2 separate regions of the Homo sapiens genome follow, and region 2 is linked to region 1. Evidence: read pairs that join two places in POLR2A ChIA-PET (ENCODE). Cell type or tissue: Panc1. All regions are shown on one strand. Each heading gives the region's core, and the rest is flanking DNA. Links, peaks and the distances in the headings are about the cores only.

Region 1 (5,488 bases), core at 238-5,237:
GATATCTCAGATGCTGCTTGGGGCCATAAGTAGTTGTTAATCTGCAACATTTTTTTTTTTTTCTTGAGACGGAGTCTCGCTCTGTCGCCCAGGCTGGAGTGCAGTGGCACAATCTCAGCTCACTGCAAGCTCTGCCTCCCGGGTTCACTCCATTCTCCTGCCTCAGCTCCCAAGTAGCTGGAACTACAGGCGCCCGCCACCACGCTGGTTAATTTTTTGTATTTTTAGTAGAGACGGGGTTTCACCATGTTAGCCAGGATGGTCTTGATCTCCCGACTTCGTGATCCACCCGCCTCTGCCTCCTAAAGTGCTGGGATTACAAGCGTAAGCCACTGCGCCCGGCCTTTTTTTTTTTTTTTTTTTTTTTGAGACAGTCTCGCTCTGTCGCCCAGGCTGGAGTGCAGTGGCATGATCTCAGCTCACTGCAGCCTCCATCTCCCAGGTTCAAGTGATTCTCCTGCTTCAGTCTCTCAAGTAGCTGGGACTACAGGTATGTGTCACCATGCTTAGCTAATTTTTCTATTTTTAGTAGAGATGGGGTTTCCCCATGTCGGTCAGGCTGGTCTGGAACTCCTGACCTCAGGTGATCTGCCTGCCTTGGCCTCCCAAAGTGCTGGGATTACAAGCATGAGCCATGCCCGGCCCTTTTTTTTTTTTTTTTTTTTTTTTTTTTTGAGACAGAGTCTCGTTCTGTCGCTCAGGCTGGAGTGCAGTGGTGTGATCTTGGCTCACTGCAACCTCTCCCTCCTGGGCTCAAGTGTCCCTCCCACCTCAGCTTCCCGAGTAGCTGAGACAACAGGCATGTGCCACCATGCCCAGCTAATTTTTGTATTTTCTGTAGAGATGGGGTTTTGCCATGTTGCCCAAGCTGGTTTTGAACTCCTGGGCTCAAGCAATCTGCCCACCTCAGCCTCCCAAAGTACTAGGATTACAGGCGTGAGCCATGGTGCCCAGCCAACCTGCAACATTTTGACAACATAATCCTGCTTAATTCTAATTTAGTATGACTTCCTTTTTTTTTTTTTTTTTAAGTTGGTGAATTCAGCATTGAATTTAATTCTGCATTGGCAGGCGGATGACTAAAGTCATTTGAAGAAGGATTTACCCTACCTTTGGCTCATCATGTATGAGGCTGGATCACGTACATAGGAGAACCCATTTTTTCAGGCTAGCAGAAATTGTTAATGATCATCTTGCTTTTCAAATGGCAAAGCTGACTCCTTTGTCACTAGGTTGTAGTAATATTTGTATAACATGGCAGAAAGTGAACTCACTTTCCTGGGAATGCCTGAATTTGCCAACTCAATCTCTTTTTCTCCTCACCCCTCAGATATCAGCGCTTAGTGAACGTTAGTGAGGGGCTGTAGGCAAGAAGTTGATAGAAAGAAGCTGTTGTCAGCAGTCACTTTTTTAGAATATATTGTATTGTACTAGGTGTAATGCCTTGGGTTAAATGCTGCCTTGCACACAAGAATTTATAATCTGTGAGAAGATAAAAATAGACGAATGCTGATTAGAAACACTGTCTTGGGTAGCATCATAAAAGGATGATTCATTAGGAAATCAGGAAGTCTATAATGCAATTTTGATCATTTAGGTTGTATTTTTACAAGTTTTTTTTTGGATTTCTAGTAATTTTGTTGCAATTCCACTTCTGAGATCATCACTGATGAATATTATTTAGAATTATGGGGCCAAGCTTAGTGGCTCATGCCTGTAATCTTAACACTTTGAAAGGCTGAGGCAGGAGGATCACTTGAGGACAAGAGTTCAAGCCTGGACAACATAGTGAGACCCTGTCTCTACAAAAAATAAAAATTAAAAAAACTTAGCTGAGTGTGGTGGCGTGGTGGCGTGTGCCTGTAGTGCCAGCTTTTTGGGAGGATGAGGCAGGAGGATCACTTGAGCCTAGGGTGACAGAACAAAACCCTATCTCTTAAAAAAACAAAACAAAAAAAAAAAAGGAAGGAAGAAAAATATGGAACACTTCATAGCCCATTAGAGCAAGGTTTATTGTGTGTTTTGGTCATAGTGGCATCCCCAGTGCCTAAAACAATGCCTGGCACACTGTAGGCATTCAGTGAGCGTGGAGTGAGTGAATGAATGGTACACTTATGCCATGGCACTCTTTCTGGAGAATTTCAGGTGCCAGTCTGTCTTGTTAGATCAGTGCAGATTACATTGCCCATGAGGGGATGAGGATGCTGTTTCCATCAGTTTGATTGCCAAAGTTAGTGCTGCGTATGTTTTGTGGTTCTCAGTGGTTGCCAGGGAACCGAGGAAGTGAAAGGAAGGGGTTGAAAGCAGCCTCATTGCTGTTCCCTGGGCGGCTGTGCCTTGATGTCCAGCCTTGTCTGTATGGCAGTTTGGCCTGGTTGTGAGAGTGGTGACAAGGCCTGGGATAGACTGACCATGTCTTGAGAATATGTATGTGCTGAAGAATGGCTTCCCAGTCCCCAAACACCGGCAGCAGCAGGAGCCACTTCTTTTACACATCAGCCACCTTTTCCTCTAGCAATGAAGCTGTGATCCATTCTTTCAGTGAGTCTCAAGGAAATGGTTCAGCCAGTTTGGCACATTCATTTTCTTGTCAGGAAAGTCAATGTGACCTTGACCATCATTGGGGACCTGCGGTAAACACGTTGTGTGTCTGGCTGGATTCTAATGATCAAACAGTGCTTTTGGCACCTCACTGTGCTGTACGTGTCATGTGCTCCTAATTTATTGTCCTAGGTTGGGGGTTATAGGTACTAATTTGCAAGAATCATTTCTGACTTACATGGATCATGCCCAGCACAGTGCCACTACCATGGAGGCCTTGGATAAGTATCATGAAAGAAAATTGTTGCAGAAAATGAAAGGAAAGATGAAATATACTTGCTTTGAGTCCTGGACAGTGTAATTAATTTGTAGCTGAGGAAGTTATTGAAAAGTAACTTTTTGTAATCCCAGCACTTTAGGAGGCTAAGGTGGGCAGATCACTTGAGCCCAGGAGTTCAAGACCAGCCTGGGCAACATGGCGAAACCCCATCTCTACACAAAAAAACAAAAATTAGCTGCGCATGGTAGCACGTGCCTGTGGTACCAGCTCCTTGGGAGGCTGAGGTGGGAGGATCGCTTGAGCTCGGAAGGCAGAGGTTGCAGTGAGCCAAGATCATCACACCACTGTACTCCAGCCTGGGTAACAGAGTGAGACCCTATCTCAAAAAAAAAAAAAAAAAAAAAAAAGTAACTTTCGATTTATAAAGCTCCTCTGAAGATTGTTCTCCTTGAGTCATTTCTGGAAATCCGAACCCAAACATGGACCTTTTGTGCTGTGCAAGTGTTGTCTTTGGTAGAGGATTCAGGCCGAGGGAGAGCTGCTGTGACCTCCTGTTTCAGGGAGGGTAGCCAGAAGGGATTTGGCTTACACCACCGACTAGGGAAAGTCAGAGCAGGACACCATCCCCAGGGCCCTTGCTTGTGCAAAGCTTGCGTTAGAGAACTCTTGTCTCCCTGAGCTGAACTTAGTGAAGAAAGCACGACAAACCTAAGGCGGTGAACTTTTCTGAACCAAGAGTTGGTTTAAATATAGATGATCTGCCTTTCTGGCAACTTGGAGGCTGCGGTGGGACTTGTTGTACCTTTTATAAGACAAGTGAGGAAAGATGTTGGCACCTGTACTTGCGCAGTTTGTTTATGAAATATAAACTCTCCGGTGGAAGCGAGGGCTCGAAAGGTCAGTGTCCAAGGTAGCGTGTCGTACCTTAGCTGGGGAAAAGGTGCCTCTCCAAGCCCCCGCTGCGAATTGCCTCATTCCCTAGAGAAAGTTGGGACAGCCAGGCTTCATGTCCTATTATTTACTGAGCACCGACTCTGGCAGGGGTGGGGGTGGAAAAGTTTCTGTGAAACTGACAGACACTGGACTTGATTTTCTTTCCCAGGGAGGAGAAACAATACTCTAGGAGCTACAAAGTCAGTCCTTATTCAGAGCAGTGTTCCTGTTTTCAGCTTTAGAGACTTGATTTATGTACCCCCCAGCCTGCTTAGAGCCAAGGGGTTGCAGCAGCCTGCTCCCATCTGCAGCCCCCACCATCCTCCCACAGTGGGCTCTGGCTCTAGGTGGGTCCAGGGCTGGGCATCGCGGGTCTGCAGCACATCCTCCTCAGTATTCCAGTGCAGCTGTCTGAAGTTTTTTCTGCTGCGCCTGAACTGATGTCATTTCCCCCTTGGCAGACAGCTTCGGCTTTGCTGCGTCTGAGATATGTCACGAGAAGGTGGGGGTGGGCCAGAGCCAGGCAGGGGGAGTAGCGAGGAGAGCAGGAGACAGTGTGCCTGCTCGGTCCCAGGACTCTGTTTACTTTGTCTGCTTTGCTAAAGAAGGCCGGTGAACCAGGACCACCGCACACACAGGCCCACCAGGGGCAATGCTCATTCCAAGACCTTAACTTTTAAGAGCCCTTTGTTCCAACGTTAGTGTGGACGATGCTCTTGCAGGATGCCTTTCCTTTTGGGTCTTAGACAGGTAATTGTTTCTGCACGGATCGGGTTTGGAAGGGAAGAAGGGGTGGGAGCTTGTTTATTGTACTACTGCTTTGGGTGGAGGGAATATTTTAGCAAATGCCTCTCAGTTAGACCAGGCCAGCTCCCACACAGAACTTTCCAGTCTCCCTTCTTGTTTGCTAGTTGCTCCTTACTTTCAGAGCCACCGTGTTCTTAACCCTCTACGTCCCCGAGGTTTCTCTAGGGCTGACCAGTTCTGATTTTCCATCAGACACTGTAAAACTGCTTTGGAAACTTCACGGAGAAACAGCTGAAGAATGGGGCTGGGGAAGGGGAGAGGCAGAGTGCGATTCTTGCTCCAAACCCCTTTTATTCCTTCTCCATTTTGATTTGGCTAGTTAGTGGAGATTTCCTCACAGTCCTCTGGTTCTGAAGGGACTCTGTGTTGGGGGTGGGGTGAGGGCTCCGTTCTTCTTTTAAAGGAAAGGCTTTCTTCCTTTCAAGCATGTGCCTGGGGCTGTGCAGCTGAGGGACGTTCCCGACGCCTCAGGGGAAGGGGTGTGGAATTGACCCCATTTTGGCCTTACTGACCAGTTTTTCAAAAAGACCCCTGTGGCAGAGACTTGATTGCTCGGTGAGCCGCCCTTTGAAGTGGGAGCACTGCATTCATTCCAGCCGGTAAAGCAGTGTGGAATGAGAGAACAGTAGCAAGCCACCAACTGCTGTCTGCTGAGAACACAGCTGTTGCCAACTATTTGTTCCAGGGCTTCTGAGAGTCAGACACCCCCACCCCCTCTTCGTCTGAGAGGCATGTCTGTATCGGAATGTGTAACTGTAACCAGCAGCTGCTGGCCATAAGGGGTGGGGAGGGAGCACACACCCTCTGCTGCCTGTTCCTGGGTGAGGAAAAGCCACAGATGAGCTCACAGCAGAAGCCCTAGAGGGGAGCTGCTAGGGACCACTGGTTGCCCTCACTCTGAGAAAAGTGCTAGGTGGACAACTCTCC
Region 2 (5,261 bases), core at 262-5,261, 320 kb after region 1:
ATATTCCCAATATATACCATTTAGAATGTATGTATGTTTCTTGGATGACTTAATCTGAAGCCATATAAGTCCAAAGTAGTGAGACAGACAGTATATCCTTGACTAAGTTATCAGGCTGTGTTCTCTGCTTATAAAATAATTTTTTAAAAAGCCTCACTTCACAGTCCTGTTCCAAAAATCTTTCTGTGAAAAAATTGAGGCCTATGTAACACCATGAATATAATCATGTTAGAACATAATCAGTTCTTGAATATTTATTTCCTTTAAGAGAATATCAAACTGATGTCACCAAATCTAAACCCACTTGAAGACCAATAGCTATTACAGTTGTACTACAGAATAGGTCAAAGTCACCGTTAGAAATATTACACTTTATTGAATTCTGGAGCAGCTAATCTACCCTCCCCTATTGACCAATGACAAGAATGGAAGAAAATATACAATGGTTAAAGAAAGAGTCTATAACCACTGTTTGTTTAAAATGTTGAAACAACTTTCACTGTACTGGTGAAACAGTTTTAATACCCTAACATACACAGTAATGATTCATTCTTGTTTAAAACAAGAGGTGATTTCGACTTGGGATTGGGATTTTTATTTTTTGAGATGGAGTTTTGTTCTTGTTGCCCAGGCTGGAGTGCAATGGCACAATCCTGGCTCACTGCAACCTCCGCCTCCTGGGTTCAAGCAATTCTCCTGCCTCAGCCTCCTGAGTAGATGATGGGATTACAGGCATGCACCACCACGCCCAGGTAATTTTGTATTTTTAGTAGAGATGGGGTTTCTCCATGTTGGTAAGGCTGGTCTCGAACTCCCGACCTCAGGTGATCCGCCTGTCTCGGCCTCCCAAAGTGCTGGGATTACAGGCGTGAGCCGCCGTGCCTGGCCTTGACTTGAGATTCTGAAGTGAATTTATTCACACTGATTGTGCCCTCTACTTTAGTAAGGTTCTGGCTTACAGAGCCCTCTTCCCATCCTCTGATGTTCAATTTTAATATACAGCAATCAACTCTTAGAGGACAAAGAAATCTGGAATTGGGTAGCATGAGCCACAGCTATATAGCCCACACTAATGCATGTTCTGTAGTATAAGAAGGCAGTTCTTCCCTTTCTTTTCTGGGGGCTTGTTCCTTTGTCCACTTGCAGCTAAATTCTTTCTATAGATTTATCACAGATAAGAAGGAGGTTGTTTTTGGATAACAAATAAGCATTTGTGCTATTAAACAAACAAAAGGTAATAAGGATACTGTCTTTTCCCTCAAAATAGAATCCTGCCCTAAAGCAACGCAAGTAGAGCATACTTCTGTGCAAAGCCAGTGATAGAGAAGCAGCCTTGCCAGAGTCACTGAGGATGAATTAAAGGCTTATAAAAGAAAACTTGACCTTAACAGAGACTACATTTGATCATGGAAATAATACATTTCTCCACTGATATACAATACCATGTAATGCACTGGAAAAGTTGGACCTTGGAGTAATAGCACAATTTGTAACATTACAGATCACCTCTTCCCACTCTTTGTTCCACTCTGAGACTCTTTCCTTTTCCTCGTGTATCCAGATACACTGACATACGGATGATTTTAAAAGTGTCACAAGCCACAGTGGAGCCATATACATGCAGTTCAGCCTGATTTTACCCTTATTTTCTTCTAATACAGACTCCATTACAATTTTGGACCATCTGCAGAGAGTACAGATACACAAAACCAAAACAAGTATCTATGATAATAAAATCTTCAGAAACTTTTCAGACGTACCTTTCATGGAGCCCCCTCCCTCCCCCGAGTAGAACCCTAACAGGGACCTCGTTTGTTCCTGTGAGTCCTGCCAGGACTTGTTTAATGGGTGCTTGGGGTTTTGGTTTTCCTCCTTATTCTTCCTCCTCCTCCTCCTCTTCATCATCATCTTCGTCATGGCAGTGTGTAATTTCCTGGGGGGCCAGTGGGAAGAGGTTGGGAGGTTTAATCTCACTAATTGACCGTGTCAGCTGGTGCCGCTTGTAGTCAGTGTCTTTGAAATCCACTGATGTGCGGTTCCGGGTGGCAAGAGGAGACTCCATCTCATTGATATCTACGTGTGTGTGCTCCACCGTTGATTCATGAGGCATCTAGACAGAAAAAAGCTAGAGGCTCAGAAAGCAGGCAGAGCAAAGTAGCTACTCCCCAAATCCTAACCCCTCTCCTCTGTTAGGTGGCCATGCAATTACATCTATAATGGACCACAGGACAAGTCAATATAGACTTATCTTCATAGAACTACTTATAGTTGCCTGTCTTCCTCTCTCCCTGCCCCTCAAAATGGTGCCCATATTGTCTACTGCAGCTGGAAATTGGAAAAGATGGAGAGGGGAGTTTACTTTCTATTTTACAGCAAAAACAAGATAGTCCTGAAACAGATCAGAATAAAGGAATGTAAAAACCACATTTTCTTTTTCTTGAGATGGTCTCTCGCTGTCACCCAGGCTGGAGTACAGTGGAGCAATCACAGCCCACTGCAGCCTCGACTTCCTGGGCTCAATCAATCCTCCCACCTCAGCCTCTAAAGTTCTGGGGTTACAGGCATGAGCCACCATGCCTGGCCCACATACAGCTTTTAATAGAGTAGACTTCAGAGAGTAAAGTTACACTCTTAACTTCCAATGTTGGTTCTACTTTCTCAAAGACCCCTTCTTATGCAACCATATAACCTGCCCCTGGGCTCTGTACATCAGAAAGAAATGTTCAAACTATCTCCTGTGCCATCTCACAAAGGTGGTTGCTGACCCTGGGCTTAGAGTACATCTTGGCTGTCCATTACAGCTTTAACTCACCAAGACATGGGCAGCCCTGAAGAGGTAGCTGAAAGGGTAATACAGCAGGTTGATGAAAGATGCTGCATAGAGGTCAGCATAACGCATCACTTGACTGGCAAAAAGGGTCTGCCGGGAGCCACTGCGAAACAGGCTTCCCATCATCCCATAGCACATGTCCATGTCATGAGTTACTTTCTAAAACAAAGAACAAGATTGATTCTTGGCTCATTCAACAAATATTTATTGAGCAGTAGTTGAATGCTAGTCTCTATAATAAATCAGGAATGTGAAAAAAGCATTTAAACTTATTTCCCAAGTTTTCTCCCAAATCCCATTTGGATACCTTAATACGTCTCTGGATGGAACTGATGTCTGGACGCTCATTGCTACTGCTGTCAAGATGCCTAAAGATAAAAGAAAAACTCAGTGAAAATCTCTGGGAAGAGCTTTTTTTTATTCTTTAAGACAGTCTCATTCTGTCACTCAGGCTGGAGTGCAGGGGTGTGATCGCGGCTCACTGCAACCTCTGCCTCCCAGCTTCAAGCGATTCTCCTGCCTCAGCCACCCTAATTAGCTGGGATTACAGGCATGTGCCACCACACTCAGCTACTTTTTGTATTTCTGGTAGAGATGGGGTTTCGTTTGCCATGTTGGTCAGGCTGGTCTCAAACTTCTGGCCTCAAGCAACCCGCCTGCCTTGGCCTCCCAAAGTGCTGGGATTACAGGCATGAGCCACTGCGCCTGGCCTGGAAAGAACTTTTTTTTTTTTTGAGACGGAGTTTCACTCTTGTCGCCCAGGCTGGAGTGCAATGGTGCAATCTCAGCTCACTGCAACCTCCATTTCCCCGGTTCAAACGATTCTCCTGCCTCAGCCTCCCAAATAGCTGGGATTACTGGCCTGGAAAGAACATTTCTTATATCTAAGTGATTCCTGAGTAAGTTTTTGGGAAAGAAATTTTTAGAAAACTTACTTGTAGAGTTCAGCCAAGAAAATATCCAAGCTCTGAAGTTCTTCGAAAAGTGCTAGTTAAGGTTTGGAAGGAAAAGGAAGACATTTTAAATAAATAAGCACCTAGTTCTTAACTGCTGCTAAACTAAAAGGTTGCAGATGTGACTGGAAAGTAGAACCTGGGACTAACATGCTGAGTGTACAGTTACCTCCTCTTCCCCTCTTCAGGATAACTCACTGATACCTGCTTGGAGTCTGACAACAGATGAACACCATCACCTTCTCTTTAACTGCCTTTCCTCCTGCTTAAACACCATGATGACAACTTTCCCTTCCAGCTGCACGCTCATTCTGAGCTTGTAAAGTACCAGAATTTACATGCTGTCTCAGGTGCAGTCAGCTAAGCAAATGTTAACAGTCCCATTTTCAGATGAAAGATTGAGAATCAGGTGACTTTTCCTGAGTCACAGGTCCAGGGCCAAATCAACTAGATTTCTAAAACTTCATAGGTAGAAAGTTGAAAATGTGAATGAAAGGCTAGCCAGAAAATCCCACTGATAGTACAGACAGTAACAGCAACAGCCAGCATCTACAGCATGCTGCCGGTGTGTTGCAGCCTTTGTCAGTCTGGGTTCCTCAAGACAAGCCCTCCTTCATCTACTGTATGTAACACATTTTCTTCTATCTACCATCTTTAGGAGAATTGAGAAAAGTGTTACTCAAATAATTTTCTGTATTCAGCTCCATTGGAAAGGTAAAATAATAGTAATAATTTTCTGTGTTTCGGATATGGAGCCTTGGTTGAGAAAGGCTGTCATGTCTATCTTTATACACATATTACCTCCGTTTTTCATCAGCTTTAGGAGGTAGGTATTATCCCCATTTTTACATTTGAGGAAACTAAGGCACAGGGTATCTCATTAACTTGCCTAACGGCATGCAGATTTCAAGTTATGGAGCCAGGGCTCCTACCCCAGGCAGGCTGAGTTTCCGGAGTCACCTTCACCACACTGCAGGTAATGCGCATCAAGGCTGGCTGGAGAACTTGTATATCAAGCACTTTTACAGAACTATATCCGTAACTCAGTTCAGCACAGTGTGTATACTGCATATACACAGCATAGCTTAGTTCAAGAATACAATATGGCCTCATTCTCTAGATCTCAGAAGAGTAAATAAAAAATACCAGAGGTGATTAACATTCAGAGCCATCACTGCCCCAGAATCACAGATATGGGCTGTTAGCAGAGAGACTGGGACTGCTAGGCATGGTTGGGGAAATATGGGACCACAGAGGAAAAGTTGAGCTCCAGTTCACAACTTAGTGTTACTGTAACACAACTCAAGACGCCAACATTCTAAACTTAACCTCGAAGAGATTCAAGAAGGTTAAACAAGATAACCTCTCATATTTATTCAAATTCTGGAGTTCTGTGAAATATCTGAATATTCTATGGGAAGGAAGTATCCAAATATCAAGGCCTGCCTTTTGACCACCTCTGACTTCCTGAATACAAA

The links. Peaks named below come from ENCODE experiments on the same cell type or tissue, not always from the same donor. Only the 100,000 strongest peaks of a DNase experiment are listed, where the experiment ranks them.
Region 2: POLR2A ChIA-PET joins it to region 1 with 6 read pairs; 3 of 35 experiments call an interaction of 5 or more read pairs at or near these places.

Annotation. Positions count from the first base shown.
Region 1 is chr10:102,771,914-102,777,401 of GRCh38, forward strand. All of the region lies in intron 1 of WBP1L (WW domain binding protein 1 like), which reads left to right. Among named protein-coding and RNA genes, the nearest start is that of WBP1L, 31 kb to the left of the region's middle. RefSeq lists enhancers at 3,163-3,694, 4,227-4,758, 4,759-5,290. In Panc1, for the core only: no CTCF peak of the experiment used is centred there; no DNase peak of the experiment used is centred there; H3K4me3 peaks cover 1,984 bases; H3K27ac peaks cover 4,469 bases.
Region 2 is chr10:103,087,799-103,093,059 of GRCh38, forward strand. CNNM2 (cyclin and CBS domain divalent metal cation transport mediator 2) reads left to right here. Exons shown (of 8, transcript NM_017649.5): 8 at 1-2,424. It overlaps NT5C2 (5'-nucleotidase, cytosolic II), which reads right to left. Exons shown (of 19, transcript NM_001351169.2): 16 at 3,766-3,817; 17 at 3,138-3,198; 18 at 2,813-2,989; 19 at 240-2,110. The coding sequence ends at 1,874. Among named protein-coding and RNA genes, the nearest start is that of NT5C2, 100 kb to the right of the region's middle. In Panc1, for the core only: no CTCF peak of the experiment used is centred there; no DNase peak of the experiment used is centred there.